Regions from separate parts of the Homo sapiens genome. Here region 2 is linked to region 1. A link is an interaction called in ENCODE POLR2A ChIA-PET data of the cell type or tissue named here. Cell type or tissue: GM12878. All regions are shown on one strand. Each heading gives the region's core, and the rest is flanking DNA. Links, peaks and the distances in the headings are about the cores only.

Region 1 (8,366 bases), core at 1,461-5,460:
TGAGACCAGCCTGGGCAACATAGCAAGATAGTGTCTCTGCAAAAAAAAGAAAAATTAGCTGGGCATGGTGGTGCACACCTGTGGTCCCAGCTACTCGGAGTCTGAGGTGGGAGAATGGCTTGATCCCAGAAGATTCAGGCTGCACTGAGCCGTGAACACACCACCGCACTCCAGCCCGGATGACGGAGCGAAACCCTGTCTCAAAAATAAAAATAGGCTGGGCTCGGTGTCTCACGCCTGTAATCCCAGCACTTTGGGAGGCCGAGGCGGGTGGATCACAAGGTCAGGAGATCAAGATCATCCTGGCTAACACGGCGAAACCCCATCTCTACTAAAAATACAAAAACTATTAGCCGGGCGTGGTGGCGGGCGCCTGTAGTCCCAGCTACTCACGAGGCTGAGGCAGCAGAATGGCGTGAACCCGGGAGGCGGAGGTTGCAGTGAGCCGAGATTGCGCCACTGCACTCCAGCCTGGGTGATAAACCAAGGCTCCGTCTCAAAAAAATAAAAATAAAAATAAAGCTCCCCTGGGGTTCTGAGGTACAGCCTGATCTGGCACCCTCTGACTTAGGGGTTGGTGAAGCTTTTTCAGACTTTTAGGTGGTGGCTCTCAAACTTCAGAGAGCACCACAGAAACCCAGGGAATGTGTCTAACATGCTGATTCCTGGGCCCCACTCCCAGAGACGCTGATTCTGGCAGCCAGGGGAGAAGGCCTGTGAGTCTGCATTTTCAGTCAACCCTACAGGTGACTGTGCTACAGCTGTCTGGAGGCCCATATCCGACAGACTGTAATTGCTTTCATTAAAACCAAGAGTCTCCAGGCTTTGCATTCACACCCTACAGGTCTCTGCTAAAGCTGCAAAAGCAGCTAGCAGGTCGGGGTCGATCCCTTCCCCCAGCTCCTGCAGAGGACCATTAGCTCACTGCAGCACCGCGAGAAGGGTAAAAGATGGTTATCTCCTGAGATGCGGATGGCTTGGCCAGGGTGGTGAGTTTTGTCACTAGGATATTAACACCTCTAACTGGGGGAGGGAAGAAGAGGAGGTGGCTTAGGCTGAGTGTGGAGTGTTCTGGAAGCCTTCCAGAAAGGGAAGCAGGGATGACTGGGCTTGTCTCCCCTCCTCCAAAACCCACAGGGTGAAGCAATGAGTGAACAGCCAGGGAGCTGGGGTTGCACATTGGGAGCAAGTGTCACTGATAAAAGACTAGAGCCTCTACATGAAAAGCCGCAGAGGCTGAAGAGCCGACATTCCAGTTCTGTGAACCATTCCGGGTTTTCCCCATAATCTAAGACCATCTTCCCCCTCCCCCACTTTCCAAGCCGAGAGCTCTGAAACACAGACCTAAGGGTCTTACCCTTTGCAGGGTCTGAGCCAAAGGGAAGCTCCAGGGCGTGAGGCCAGGCCCTAGCATATAAAGAGTCAACTGTGACAGGCCTCTGGAAGTTGGAGGGGAAGGAGGATTAGAGTGCCCGCCCTAGGCATCCCCTGCTAGCCAAAGGGAAGCATGCCATTTCCTCAGGCCACCAACTTCAAACTGCAGGTCAACAGTCCAGTTGCAAAACCCATTCACAGTAAGTCTGCAACCAGCATCTTTTTGGTTTTTTTTTGAGATGGAGTCTTGCTCTGTCGCCAGGCTGGAGTGCAGTGGCCCGATCTCGACTCACTGCAACCTCTGCCTCCCGAGTTCAAGCGGTTCTTCTGTCTCAGCCTCCCAAGTAGCTGGGATTACAGGCACACGCCACCACGCCCAGCTAATTTTTGTATTTTTAGTAGAGATGGGGTTTCACCATGTTGGCCAGGATGGTCTCGATCTCTTGACCTCATGATCCGCCCACCTCAGCCTCTCAAAGTGCTGGGATTACAGGCATGAGCCACCGCGCCTGGTCCTTTTTTTTTTTGGAAACAGGGTCTCACTCGGTTTCCCAGGCTGGAATGCAGTGGTGCAATTACGGCTCACTATAACCTCAAACCTCTGGGCTCAGGTGATCCTCCCACTTCAGCCTCCTGAATAGCTAGGACCACAGGCGTGTGCTATCATGCCTGGCTAGTTTTTGTATTTTTTTTTTTTTTTTTTTTTTTTTGTAGAAACAGTTTTGCTATGTTGCCCAGGCTAGTCTCAAACTCCTGGGCTCAAGCAATCCTCCCACCTCAGTCTCCCAAAGTGTTGGGAATACAGTCCTCAAAGGGGCTGTATTATGTGAGGGTGTATAGGGGCCTGCAACCAGCATCTTTAGAAAAGATCTGAATGTGGCCGGGTGCGGTGGCTCACACCTGTAATCTTAGCACTTTGGGAGGCCAAGGCGGGCACATCACCTGAGGTCAGGTGTTCAAGACCAGCCTGGCCAACATGGTGAAACCCTGTCTCTACCAAAAATACAAAAATTGGCCGGGGGTGGTGGTGTGCACCTGTAATCCCAGCTACTCCACTTGGGAGGCTAAGGCAGGAGAATCACTTGAACCCTGGAGGCGGAGCACCACTGCACTCCAGCCTGAGCAACAGAGTGAGACTCTGTCTCAAAAAAAAAAAAAAAGATCTGAACGCCCTCTAAGTAGGAAGTACTCATTCATGAAAGCTTCCATTCTGTTTTCCCTCTACATAAATGTATGCCTGTCAGATGGGTCAAGACGTACAATGTATATTTTACTGTAGGCTGAAGTCAGAGTTTGAAAGCCACCATTTTGGGCATGGCTGGTTCTGCTGTCTGTGGGCTGCCTGTGCTTCTGAAATCCACCTGACCCACCACTGCAGCCCACTCTATGCACGGCCCAGCCAAGCTCTTAAAGGAGCGCCCTGCTGAGGTGGCCAGGTGGAGGGTAGGAAGGGATGTGGAGCCCAGGGAGTGGGTGCTGAGACCACCGGAAAGCCAGGCTCCCCCGGCAATCTCTATCCCCAGTTCCTCAGCCCAGAGCAACAATGGGCAGCTCACTGATCCCTTCCTGTTCCAGACACGAAGACAGCTGCCTGCCTAAACCCTCCCTGGCAGGACCTCCTAGGCCAGGCTGGCTGGGCAGCCCCTGCAGTTCTGTGTGCGCATCCCCCATGGTTGCTGCTCACCGCAGTGCCCTGCCCCCGCATGCCTAAAGCCACACAGGCTGCTTGCCTGTGGCTCTGCCAAGCAGGAAACTGAGGCCTGTTCTCTGGCCACAGGTGCCATGGAGGGCACACGATGCTGGGGACAGTTGATCCCCTGCCCACTCTCCATGCCCACCCCTGCCACAGCCAGATGCCACTGACCATCAGGGAGGCGGGGGGTGTGAGCCAGGGGGTGCAGGGCTGGCGGGTGAAGCTGGCTGGGGTTTTTACACAGGAAGGAAGAGCAGGCTGATGTGGGGGAGGAGGCCAAGGAAGGGCGGAAATGACTGCAATGTCAGCACCCAGGCGCAGACCAGGGGAGGCCAGGTGCTCCCCGCCCCCCAGTTTTGACCTTTGTGCTAAGATGAGACATGCAGTCTTCACCGATACCCACGATATCCAGAAAAAAGAACAACAGTCAGAGAGAGTGGGGGCTGATTTAGCACACAGGCCCCCACAGAATACAGTCCCTTCAAGAAGAAAATGCTATGCGTGCTGGTGGTCTGGGGGTACACAGAGAAGAGGCATCTGGGAACCCCAAGCTCTTCCCCAGGCCCACCCTGGAGGGCAGGGGTAGTGGAGGCACTGGCCTCATTCACATCTGCCAGGCTTGCGTCTGCCAGGCTGGCAGGAAGGGGACCAAACAGAGGGCAGCAGGGATGCCGCAGGGCAGGGCAAGAGCTCACGTTACTGATCTGGTCCTGGGTCTTCTTGATTCTCTGGAGCTCGGGCGTGTCTGCCACTACGCTGAAACCTTTGCCCTTGTTCTTCTCAAACTCCTCCTTGTAGCGCACCTGCAGGAGGGGAGGAAGAGGGATTGGAGTCAGGCCAGGAGCCGAAAGGGCCTCGGCTTGGGGCCCCTCTGAGGCAGCAACCAGTCAGGAGACAGGGACAGGGAGTCAGCAGAAAGACCCTGATCAGAAGTCCCCAACTCAAAGCAGAGGCCTCAGCCAAAAGGTGTTAGACTCGTAATAATAAGCCACTACCAAGTCTTTGGTGCACAGTGAATGGCAGGCACAGAGTCCAGGGCCTTACATGAACCATCTCATTTAGATCCCACCATACATATAGCCACGCAATTAACAGCTCCAATTTACGGATCAGGAAACGGAGCCACAGAAAGGCAAAGTCCCCTGCCCAAGGTCACAGAGCTTAGCAGTCAATGTCCGGCACTACCAGAGTGCAAACCCTCATCTGCCTGACTCTTGACCCTTCACTCCCTGCCCATCCTGTCTGGAAGCTTATAGGAAAAAGGTTCTTTCCAGGGCTCCCAGGGTGGCCCCAGCCCTCATGTTAGCCAGGATGTGGCCCTGCCCACTACGCCTGGGGGAGCTTTTCAGCAACCAGCTGAGTGAGGGCTGTGCCAAAGGACAGAGTTGGTGCCCAGAAAGGAGGGTGGTGAGACAGCCCCAGGGAAGGCTCCATCAGTGCGCCTTTGACAGGCCCCGCGGATTCTGGGAGCCTGCCGGGATGGCTTCAGAGGCCACCGCCATAGGAGGGGAGGAAAGCAGCGGGGGTCAGACAGCATCTCAGCAGGTCTCCAAGCTCCAGGGAAGAACCCTTCCACCCCACCACAGTACTAGAGGGACTCAAGTCAGACATCAGAAAGGACTTCCCTGGCACGAAAGGAATTGAAATATGAGGAACAGCTTGTCCTCCCCTGAGGGTTTTGAAGAACAGAATGAGGCTGAGAAAACTCATGGAACAGGAAACTATTCCTTGGCTTCCAGAGACTTCACTGTCCACCTCATCAGCCATCTGTTCCAGACCCCACCAGCTGCTTGGATTTCCTCCACGGGGGCTGCACTGTCCTGGACACAGGTCAGCCCAGGACACAAACCCAGGCAGTTCCCTGGCAGGGAATCATCTGGCAGCAGCACCGAGCTGTGCTTGGACTGGAGCGACTGCGCATGCGCATGCAGCCACGGCCACACCTGTCAGGTCCTCTGCACATGCCTGTGGGGGTCAGAGTCCTTGTTTGTCTCCTGAAGCCCCCAGTCACTCATCCATGTGGTTCCCTCTCCTTCTCTGTTCTGATCCAGACAAGAAGGGCTTGGATGTGCTGTTCCCCATTAGTTCAGAAGTGAATGCAGTGGATAGAGGCACCAACCCACCCCAAGAGTCCAGAACCTGCCTAGCACCAGCTCTTCCTCAGTCCTGGAAGCCCTGGGCCAGCACGGTGACTCTTAGTGGGAGGCCCTTTGGGAAGCGGGCATCGGGGAAGGTAGGGCACTCAGAGGCAGAGAAATGTAGCTCCAGATACAGAAGCCCTGCATCTCAAGCCCCTGGCCTCGGTTTCTTCATCTGTAAAAGAGTTGTGACAGAAATCAGGTATAATATGGGGAGGGGGCTTCTTATCACCAAGTCTGGGCACAAAGCCAGGCGGAGCTAGCACTAACGCAGGCTCAGTCTCCCACTTCTGAGTGATCTTGGGCCAACGACTTCACATCTCAAGACTCAGTTCCCACATCTGTAAAATGGGGACCATAACGCCAGTCACTCCAACCCACGATACAGACAGTGGCTCTAAAGCAGCAGCGCACTGTGGAGGGCCAGTGTGAAAGTGCTCTGTCAGCAATGAAGTGCTGAACGAGTGCCAGTCCCCCACTCCGTCCCCTGCTTCCTGGCTTTGCAAGGGTCAGGCCCCTAATCCAGGGGAATAATCGCCATGGCGACGCTGCAATGACATCAGCAGGTTCCCAGGATCGGGAACTGCTTCTGCCTCCCCCTCCCTGTTGGGGAAGGATCATTCATTTCACTGCTAACATAGGAGGCCCACAGAGGGTAGGGGTGAGGGGTAGGGGCTGAGAAGGGAGGGAGCCTGGGATCAGCACCACCTTGCTGTGTGTTTCTAAGCAAGTCAGTTCCCCTCTCTGGGTCCCCTGAAGGGAGCTGGCTAGCTGATCTCTAAAATCCCTCCCATTTGGAGTCTGTGACCATTTTAAAGCACCTTCAGACCCTGACTATGGATAATCAAGACAGGGAGGCTCTTTGAAAGGTCTTTGGGTATGGAAGGGGTGGCAGAAGTGAAGGGTGGGGGGCCAGGGGTGTAGGGAGGGCCCAGCCCAGAGCCCCTCTTCAGGGCTCCCTTCTTGCCCTGGCAGGAGTGCTTGCCCCTGTTGTCTAGGATGGCTCACCAGGGTGCTGTGGGGGTCCCTGTGGAGGAAGGGACCTGCCCAAGGTCACAACCCAGTTGTCGCTCAGGCCAGGATGCAACTCAGCGCTTCGGTCAGAGGACCCCACTTCTGGGAGATGCCTGGGCTCCCAGAGGACCCCACTCCTGGGAGATACCTGGGCTCCCATTTTGGAAACTCTGCTGTCAGGCCCAGGACTGACTGACATCTGAGGCTCCTGACACCCAAACAACCACCATCCGTGAAACTCTAATTTTTCTGTCAGTTCTTAGTTGTTCTCCCTGGATCTATCTTGCTTCTCATCCCAGCAGACAGGAGGTGCAGATCAACATTTGTTGGATCATGAATGAATTGAATGCAGACACGTAATCTCCAAACAAAGCAGCATAATTGGGAAAACAACTGCCTTGATGACCCAATATAAGAAGAAGGATCATTACTTAAAAACAAAAATTATGCCAGGCACGGTGGCTCACGCCTGTAATCCCACCACTTTGGGAGGCAGAGGTGGGTGGATCACCTGAGGTCAGGAGTTCATGACCAGCCTAACATGCTGAAACCCCATCTCTACTAAAAAAAATACAAAAAAAGTTAGCCGGGCGTGGTGGGCGTAATCCCAGCTACTTGGGAGGCTGAGGCAGGAGAATTCCTTGAACCTGGGAGCCGGAGGTTGCAGTGAGCTGAGATGGTGACACTGTACTCCAGGCTGGGCGACAGAGTAAAACTCCGTCTAAAAAAAAAACACAAAAATTAGGCTGGACTTAAAAAACAAAATGGCTCATGTCTGTAATCCCAGCAGTCTAGGAGGCCAAGACAGGTGGATCACTCGAGCCCAGGAGTTCGAGACCAGCCTGGGAACATAGTACCCCATCTCTATTTAAAAAAAAAAAAAATTAATAAAAATCTCTAAAAAAATACAAAATTTATTGAGCGAAATACAATTTCCACTATTATGTGCCTACCATGTGTTGGGCCAACATACTTTGTAACCCATCCCCTTCTAACAAAAAAGAAACACTAGTTTTTAAAATTTAGGCAGGGCGCGGTGGCTGACACCTGTAATCCCAGCACTTTGGGAGGCTGAGGTGGGCAGATCACTTGAGGTCAGGAGTTTGAAACAAGCCTGGGCAACATGACGAAACCCTGTCTCTACTAAAAATACAAAAATTAGCCGGGCATGGTGATGCACGCCTGTAGTCCCAGCTATTCAGGAGGTGGAGGCGAGAAAATCGCTTGAGTCTGGGAAGTCAAGGCTGCAATGAGCCAAGATCACGCCACTGCATTCCAGCCTGGGAGACAGAGAGAGACCCTGTCTCAAAAAAATACAAATTTAAAAAAAAAATTAGACACACACAGATGGAGAGGAGAGCTGATGGAAAGGGCCGGGGCTGGAAGTCATGGTCAAAAGGTTGCTGTGTGTATTTCCCAGCTTCTTCATGTCCAAGTTCCATTTCCTCTCCTTTCCGGGAGAACAGTAGTAGCAAACACTGAATGCTGACTCCACGTCAGGAATCTTTAAATGCTTAACATATCCTCCTATCTCACACCACCCTCTGGAGAGAGGTAATCCACATTATTCAGACGAAGGCACTGTGCACAGAGGTTAAGCAACTTGCCCAAGGTCACACAGCTGGTGGCAGCAGATGCGAGATTCAATCTCAGGCCAGCTAGTTCGGGTAAGAGTGATACTCTACCACCCGTGCTGCTTACAAGATCCGAGGAGGATAGAAACCCCCCTGTAATTTCCCATGACCCCATCAAGGTGAGTTGATGAAGGAAAAAATGGAAGAACAGTCTACTGGCACTTGGCACTTCTGCCTGGGCTCAGGGCCATACAGACACCTCCAGCTCAGTCCCACCCCAAAGCCACTGCCTCTGCTCAGCCTGGGGGTGGGATAGGAGCAGCAAGTGAGAAGGGGGGCTGGGGGTCCAGCTGCCAGCCCCCTGCCTCAGCCAGGCCTGGGCAGGACCACCGAGAGGGTCATTTCTGGACAGTTCTGTGGTTACCTCCTCCACAGGGGAGGCTCCAGGTGTCCCAGACACCCAAAGTGCCATTTTGGAGACCAATATAGAGATGGGAAAATAAATAAAGCTGAAATAGCCTGGGCAGCTTCCCAGAGACAGGGAAGGGCAAGGCAGGCCCAGAAGGGGCATGG
Region 2 (8,366 bases), core at 2,658-6,657, 83 kb after region 1:
TGAGTGTGGCGGCTTATGCCTATAATCCCAGCACTTTGGGAGACTGAGGCAGGCAGATCACTTGAGGCCAGGAGTTCTAGACCAGTCTGTAGTAGGAACCCATCTCTACAAAACAATAGAAAAAAATTAGCCAGGCACGATGGCTTACGCCTGTAATCCCAGCACTTTGGAAGGCCGAGGCGGGCAGATCACTTGAGGTCAGGAGTTCGAGACCAGCCTGACCAACATGGTAAAACCCTGTCTCTATTAAAATACAAAAATTAGCTGGGTGTGGCGGTAATCCCAGCTACTCAGGAGGCCGAGGCAGGAGAATTGCTTGAACCCGGGAGGCAGAAGTTTCAGTGAGCTGAGATCATGCCACTGCACTCCAGCCTGGGCGACAGATTGAGACTCCATCTCAAAAAAACGAACAAACAAAAAAAAAATAGAGGCTGGGTGCAGTGGCTCACGCCTGTAATCTAGCACTTTGGGAGGCCGAGGTGGGCGGATCACCTGACGTCAGGATTTCGAGACCAGCCTGGCCAACACGGTGAAACCCCATCTCTACTAAAAAAAAAAAAAAAAAATTAACTGGGCGTGGTAGCATGCATTTGTAGTCCTAGCTACTCGGGAAGCTAAGGCAGGAGAATCGCTTGAACCCAGAAGGTGGAGGTTGCAGTGAGCTGAGATTGCGCCAGTGTACTCCAGCCTGGCGACAGAGCGAGACTCCGTCTCAAAAAAAAAAAACCAAAAATTAGCCAGGCATGGTGGCACATGCCTGTAATCCCAGCTACTCGGGAGGCTGAGGCAGGAGAATCACTTGAACTCAGGAGTTGGAAGTTTTAGTGAGCTGAGATCACGCCATTGCACTCCAGCCTGGGTGACAGAGTAAGACTTCGTCTCAAAAAAAAAAAAAGAAAGAAAGGAAAAGTTAGCTGGGCATGGTGGCATGTGCCTGTAGTCCCAGCTACTTGGGAGGCTGAGGTAGGAGGATTGCTTGAGCCCAGGAGTTCGAGGCTACAGTGAGCTATGATTTTGCCACTGACTTCGGCCTGGGTGACAGAGTGAGACTCTGCCTCTAAGTAAATAAATAAATAAATAAATAAGTAAAAATTGATTTTAGACTGAATACCCATTAGTCATAAGCCGAGGTACTATCCAAAGGTAAAAATTGTTTTGACATTTTTATTCACCAAAGCATTACACATCATGTGCTCAATTTATCAGAAATTTGGGCTTTTGTGGAGTCTGATTAATGAGGTCAGAGTACAGATGCACAACTGTAGAGAAAGGAGCCAGCATTGTTGCAGACTCATGCCTGCTTGTCTGTCGTGAATGGGGGAAGGTGATTTTATATGCTTTGTTTTGTTTTGCCCTATCACATGTCCTACAATATTGTAAAACACTAAGATCAGCATTTGGTTCTCTCTGCCCCTTCTCTTTTTGGTCTTTACTGCTAATGTATTTAGATGACTTAAGTATTCATCTGTTTGTTTTGTATAGTTCTTTTTTTTTTTTTTTTTTTTTTTTTTGAGATGGAGTCTCGCTCTGTTGTCCAGGCTGGAGTGCAGCACGATCTCGGCTCACTGCAAGCTCCGCCTCCCGGGTTCATGCCATTCTCCTGCCTCAGCCTCCTGAGTAGCTGGGACTACAGGCGCCCGCCACCACGCCCGGCTAATTTTTTGTATTTTTAGTAGAGACGGGGTTTCACTGTGTTAGCCAGGATGGTGTCGATCTTTGACCTCATGATCCGCCCGCCTCGGCCTCCCAAAGTGTTGGGATTACAGATGTGAGCCACAGTGCCCGGCTGGTTTTATTTTTGTTATTTATTTTATTTTATTTTTTGAGATGGAGTCTCATTCTGTCGCCCGGGCTGGAGTGCAGTGGTGCGATCTTGGCTCACTGCAACATCTGCCTCCTGGGTTCAAGCGGGTCTCTTGCCTTAGCCTCCTGAGTAGCTGGGATTACAGGCGCACATCACCACGCCTGGCTAATTTTAGTATTTTAAGTAGAGATGGGGTTTCACCATGTTGGTCAGGCTAGTCTTGAACTCCTGACCTTGTGATCTGCCCGCTTCAGCCTCCCAAAGTGCTAGGATTACAGGCGTGAGCCACTGCACCCGGCCTATTATTTATTATTATTATTATTATTTTTTGAGTCAGAGTCTTGCTCTGTCTCCCAGGCTGGAGTGCAGTGGCACAATCTCCGCTCACTGCAGCCTCCACCTCCCAGGTTCAAGCAATTCTCCTGCTTCAGTCTGCTGAGTAGCTGGGATTACAGGCGTGTGCCACCACGCCTGGCTAATTATTATTATTATTATTGTTATTATTTTTGTGTGACAGAGTCTCGCTCTGTCACCAGGCTTGAGTGCAGTGGTGCGATCTCGGCTCACTGTAACCTCCGCCTCTTGAGTTCAAGCGATTCTCCTGCTTCAGCCTCCCGAGTAGCTGGGACTACAGATGCACGCCACCAGGTCCAGCTAATTTTTGTATTTTTAGTAGAGACAGGGTTTCACCATGTTGGCCTGGATGGCCTTGGTCTCTTGACCTTGTGATCCGCCCATCTTTGCCTCCCAAAGTGCTGGGATTACAGGCGTGAGTTACTGTGCCTGGCCTAATTTTTTTGTATATTTAGTAGAGATGGCATTTCACCATGTTGGCCAGGCTGGTCTTGAATTCCTGACCTCAAGTGATCTGCCCGCCTAGGCCTCCCAAAGTGCTGGGATTACAGGTGTGAGCCACAGCGCCCGGCCCCATGATCAATTCTTATTTTTTTTTTTTTGAGACCGAGTCTCGCACTGTCACCTGCGTTGGAGTACAATGGCATGATCTCAGCACATTGCAACCTCCACTTCTCGGGTTCAAGCGATTCTCCTCCCTCAGCCTCCCGAGTAGCTGGGACTACAGGCGTGTACCACCACGCCTGGCTAGTTTTTTGTATTTTTAGTAGAGACGGGGTTTCACTGTGTTGGCCAGGCTGGTCTTGATCTCCTGACCTCGTGATCAGCCTGTCTTGGCCTCCCAAAGTTCTAGGATTATAAGTGTGAGCCACCGTGCCCAGCTGATCAGTTCTTAACTGTAGACTACAGTGTTTCTCAGACTCATTTTTTTAATATGAAAAAAATTCTAAAGGGTCTTGGGGCCAGGCACGGTTGCTCACGCCTGTAATCCCAGCACTTTGGGAGGCCAAGGCTGGCAGATCACGGGGTCAGGAGATCGACCAGCCTGGCCAACACGGTGAAACCTCGTCTTTACTAAAAGTACAAAAAATTAGCCAGTCTTGGTGACACATGCCTATAGTCCCAGCTATTCGGGAGGCTGAGGCAGGAGAATAACTTGAACCTGGGAGGCAGAGGTTGCCGTGAGCCAAGATCGCTCCACTGCACTCCAGCCTGGGCAACAGAGTGAAACTCTGTCTGGGGGAAAAAAAAAAGGGTCATGGCCCTGCAGTGTTGGTTTAAATTATTCTTACCAAAAATGTCCAAGCATGCAACTAGGAAAACATTCTTTATGCTCACAGTTGTTATATAACCTCAAAAACAAGTATACACATTTAAAAAGTCATATTCAGGTTGGGCATGGTGGCTCACCCTTGTAATCCCAGCACTTTGGGAGGCTGAGGCAGGAGGATCACTTGAGGCCAGTAGTTTGAGACTAGCCTGGGCAACATAGCAAGTCCCATCTGTTTAAAAATTGAAAAAATAAAAAATCAGCAAGGCATGGTGGTGCATCCCTGTAGTCCCAGCTACTTGGGAGGCTGAGGCAGGATTTGTTGAGCCCAGGAATTCAAGGCTGCAGTGAGCCATGATCGCACCATTGCATTCCAGCCTGGGTGACAGAGTGAGACCCTGTGTCTAAAAGAAAAAAAAGAACAAAAAAGTCATATTCAAAAAGCATTTAATTTCAGGTTATAGATAATACTGTCAATGAAAGTACTTTCCTGGTTGCAGTGTGAATGTAGTATTGGCTGCTTCCACGCATGCTCTTATGAATTTAGCCTGCCTTTACTGTCTGTGGTATGAGGGTTCCACTTTCTCACCACTTTTTTCTCCCAGAACCGCAGGGAAATGTTTGTGTGGCATGATGCTGTGACTTAATTTGGCCCCTAGATGGCTGAGACCAGGGTTTATTCACTTGTGAAACCCAGATAGTTACCTAATGATTCACGTATTCAGTGTTTGGCTCTTTTGGCTTGAAAGCGTCACTTATTCAGTTACCTCTGATTTTTTCCCATCATCCCCTCAAATGTGTAGTGTTACCGCTGGTGTCTGTGTGCCCACAAGCACCAAGATGCACAATCAATGCAACTGCGTATGTGGTCACTGAAATTGTTCTTGATGGTAAGATGGTGATGTAGAATGTGCTTATTCATTGTTTTAGGTCATCTTGGAAATGAAAGCATAATATAAAGACTCTGTAAAGGAGACTCGAGAAGCTCTGAGCCAAGATCCACACCCCATGTTGAGGAACACTGGTTTTCCTTATAAATTGCTTTATGTGAGTGAATATTCTCTCTCCATTCACTCGTAAGCCTCATGAGGACAAGCACCATTTATTTATTTATTTATTTGAGACAAGGTCTGGCTCCGTCACCCAGGCTGGAGTGCAGTGGCGTGATCTTACTGCAACCTCTGCCTCCCAGGTTCAAGTGATTTTCCTGCCTCACCCTTCTGAGTAGGTGGGATTACAGGCGTCCGCCACCACGCCTGGCTAATGTTTTGTATTTTTAGTAGAGATGGGGTTTCATCATGTTGGCCAGGCTGGTCTCGAACTCCTGACCTCAAGTGATCCACCCGCTTCGGACTCCCAAAATGGTGGGATTACAGGCATGAGCCACTGCACGCAACCCGCACTATTTCTTTATGCCGGCCACATGGGGTGCCGTGTTTATTGCATGGTAGGTGCCAGTAGAATGAACTCTGATTAGCTGTGGTTCTCTCTCCCTTGTGTCCAGGTTTTAGGTGTAGGTTTGCAGAAGTCTGCTTTTTAAAGAAATTGTATTTCTTTTTCTTCCCTTGAACCAGGAAAAAAGAAGAAAAGTTGGACTGGATGTACCAGGGTCCTGGTGGGATGGTGAACCGTGACGAGTACCTGCTGGGGCGCCCCATTGACAAATATGTTTTTGAGAAGATGGAGGAGAAGGAGGCAGGCTGCTCTTCTGAAACAGGACTTCTCCCAGGCTCTATCTTTGCCCCATCAGGTGCCAATTCCCTTCTTGACATGGCCAGCAAGATCCGGGAGGACCCACTCTTCATCATCAGGTACTAATGGGGGGCTAGGAAGGGGGTTTGTTACAGATGCTTTGAGACCCTGCTAAGGCCATTGATTCTCTTGCTTTACAGTTTTCTCTTCGCTTTTTTTTTTTTTTTTTTTTTTGAGACGGAGTCTCGCTCTGTCGCCCAGGCTGAAGTGCAGTGGCGCGATCTCTGCTCACTACAAGCTCTGTCTGCCGGGTTCACGCCATCCTCCTGCCTCAGCCTCCCGAGTAGCTGGGATTACAGGCACCCACCACCACGCCTGGCTAATTTTTGTTGTATTTTTTAGCAGAGACAGGGTTTCACTATGTTAGCCAGGATGGTCTCGATCTCCTGACCACCTTGTGATCCGCCCGCCTCGGCCTCCCAAAGTGCTGGGATTACAGGCGTGAGCCACCACGCCCAGCCTATTTTCTTGATAATATTAATGAGACCCTGGGTGCCTGTAGTCCCAGCTATTTGGGAGGCTGAGGCAGGAGAATGGCGTGAACTGAGGTGGTGCTTGCAGTGAGCCGAGATCACGCCACTGCATTCCAGCCTGGGCGACAGAGCGAGACTCCGTCTCAAAAAAAAATAAAAATAAAAAATAAAAATAAATAAATAAATAAATACAGTCAAAGTGTTGTGCAACCATCACCACAGCCTGTCTCCAGAACTCTTTCACCATTCTGAATTGAAACTCTATAACCATCAAAAAACAACTCACGGCTGGAAGCAGTGGCTCACGCCTGTAATCCCAGCACTTCAGGAGGCCGAGGCGGGCGGATCACGAGGTCAGGAGATCGAGACCATCCTGGCTAACACGGTGAAACCCCGTCTCTACTAAAAATACAAAAAATTAGCCAGGCATGGTGGCAGGCGCCTATAGTCCCAGCTACTCAGGAGGCTGAGGCAGGAGAATGGCATGAACCCGGGAGGAGGAGTTTGCAGTGACCTGAGATCGCGCCACTGCACTCTAGCCTGGACGAAAGAGCGAGACTCCGTCTCGAAAAAACAACAACAACAACAAAAAAAACAACTGACAGCCGGGTACGGTGGATCACACCTGTAATCCCAGCACTTTGGGAGGCAGAGATGGATGGATTGCTTGAGCCCAGGAAATTGAGACCAGCCTGAGCAACATGGTGAAACCCCATCTCTATAAGAAATATAAAAATTAGCTAGGCATGGTGGTGGGGGCCTATAGTCCCAGCCACTTGGGAAGCTGATGTGGGAGTATCACTTGAGCCCAGGTGGTCAAGGCTGCAGTGAGCCATGATCATGCCACTGCACTGCAGCCTGGACGACTGAGCATGACTCTTTTTTTTTTTTTTTTTTTGAGACAATCTCTTATATTTGTGAGAGATTTTTGGCTTTGACACCATCATGTCGTTTTTTATTTATTTATTTTTTTTGAGACAGGGTCTCACTCCGTCACCCAGACTGGAGTGCAGTGGCACAATCTCAGCTCACTGCAACCTCCGCCTCCTGGGTTTAAGTTATTCTCCCACGTCAGCCTCCCGAGTAGCTAGGACTGCAGGTGCGTGCTGCTACCATGCCCGGCTAATTTTTTTGTTTTGTTTTTTTTGGTAGAGACGAGGTTTCACCATGTTGGCCAGGCTGGTCTTGAACTTCTGACCTCAAGTGATCCGCCTGCCCCAGCCTCCCAAAGTGCTGGGATTACAGGTGTGAGATGAGCCACTGCACCCAGCCCCATCATCATGTAGATTTTTTTTTTTTGGAGACAGAGTCTTGCTGTGTCACCCAGGCTGGAGTGCAGTGGCACGATCTCAGCTCACTGCAATCTCCGCCTCCCAGGTTCAAGCGATTCTCCTCCCTCAAGTAGCTGGGAGCGATTCTCCTCCTCCCAAGTAGCTGGGATTACAGGTGCACACCACCACACCCAGCTAATCATGTAGATTTTAACATGGGCCAGTTTGTCTGTATATGTTTGGAGAAAAGGTTACTCCATAGAATTTGGAGAAAAGAAATAGTCATGAATTTTGTAATTATCTCTCTTTAGGAAGAAGGAGGAGGAGAAAAAACGAGAGGTATTAAATAATCCAGTGAAAATGAAGAAAATCAAAGAATTGGTAAGTAGTATACCAGATAAGCACCAAGAGCATCTTTTAGCCATATAACGTGAGAACGTCTCTCCATTTACTCTCAGCTTACCAGGGGAAAAACAGAATGGCCTCTAAAACTTTTGTCTTTTAGAGACCATGTTGTGGCTATTTTATGTAATCATTTTTTTGTTTTTGAGACGGAGTTTCAATCTTGTTGCCCAGGCTGGAGTGCAATGGCATGATCTCAGCTCACCGCAACCTCCGCCTCCCAGGTTCAAGTTATTCTCCTGCCTCAGCCTCCCTAGTAGCTGGGATTACAGGGATGTGCCACCACGCCCGGCTAATTTTGTATTTTTAGTAGAGACGGGGTTTATTCATATTGGTCAGGTTGGTTATTTTATGTAATCTTAGTTTATTAAGCTTAATTAAGCTTGATTTTGGTTGAAAGTCTTTTGGGTGGGAGAATGCACCATGTGATGTCGTTTTTCCAGAAGAAGAGTGTGGGCTAAGCCTGTGGAAAGCATTACCATGCAGTGTGTTCAGGAGGTTGGAGTATGCCCTTGGTCGTGGTATAAAGCTTCTAGGGGCTGGGCGCGGTGGCTCATGCCTGTAATTCCAGCATTTTGGGAGGCCGAGGCGGGTGGATCACCTGAGGTTGGGAGTTTGAGACCAGCCTGACCAACACGGAGAAACCCTGTCTCTACTAAAAATTCAAAATTAGCCGGGGTGGTGGTTCATGCCTGTAATCCCAGCTACTTGGGAGGATGAGGCAGGAGACTTGCTTGAACCCGGGAGATGGAGTTTGCTGTGAGCCAAGATTGCGCCATTGCACTCCAGCCTGGGCAACAAGAGCGAAACTCTGTCTCAAAAAAAAAAAAATAAGGCTTCTAGGGCCCACTTACCATTCACATGACATATTATGTAATTGTGTCTTGGATCAGTTGGTAAGGAAAGTTAAAGATTGACCTTATAGTTCCTGACTGCTTTCAGTGGAATTGGAGTTCCTGTGACACAGAATGGAAACTCCTAGGCAGTGGTTTTGGTGACTGTTTAAAAACACAAATTCTTAGTCTCACCTACCAGATACC

Evidence for each region. Peaks named below come from ENCODE experiments on the same cell type or tissue, not always from the same donor. Only the 100,000 strongest peaks of a DNase experiment are listed, where the experiment ranks them.
Region 2: POLR2A ChIA-PET joins it to region 1 with 5 read pairs; 7 of 35 experiments call an interaction of 5 or more read pairs at or near these places.

The regions. Positions count from the first base shown.
Region 1 is chr17:38,893,916-38,902,281 of GRCh38, reverse strand. It overlaps LASP1 (LIM and SH3 protein 1), which reads right to left. Exons shown (of 7, transcript NM_006148.4): 4 at 3,763-3,870. Among named protein-coding and RNA genes, the nearest start is that of MIR6779, 17 kb to the left of the region's middle. RefSeq lists enhancers at 2,549-3,068, 3,089-3,408, 3,069-3,590, 3,819-3,928, 5,157-5,678 and 3 more. In GM12878, for the core only: no CTCF peak of the experiment used is centred there; a DNase peak (open chromatin) is centred at 3,341; H3K4me3 peaks cover 1,550 bases; H3K27ac peaks cover 2,146 bases.
Region 2 is chr17:38,811,734-38,820,099 of GRCh38, reverse strand. CWC25 (CWC25 spliceosome associated protein) reads left to right here. Exons shown (of 10, transcript NM_017748.5): 3 at 5,003-5,239; 4 at 7,236-7,305. Among named protein-coding and RNA genes, the nearest start is that of CWC25, 9.4 kb to the left of the region's middle. In GM12878, for the core only: no CTCF peak of the experiment used is centred there; no DNase peak of the experiment used is centred there.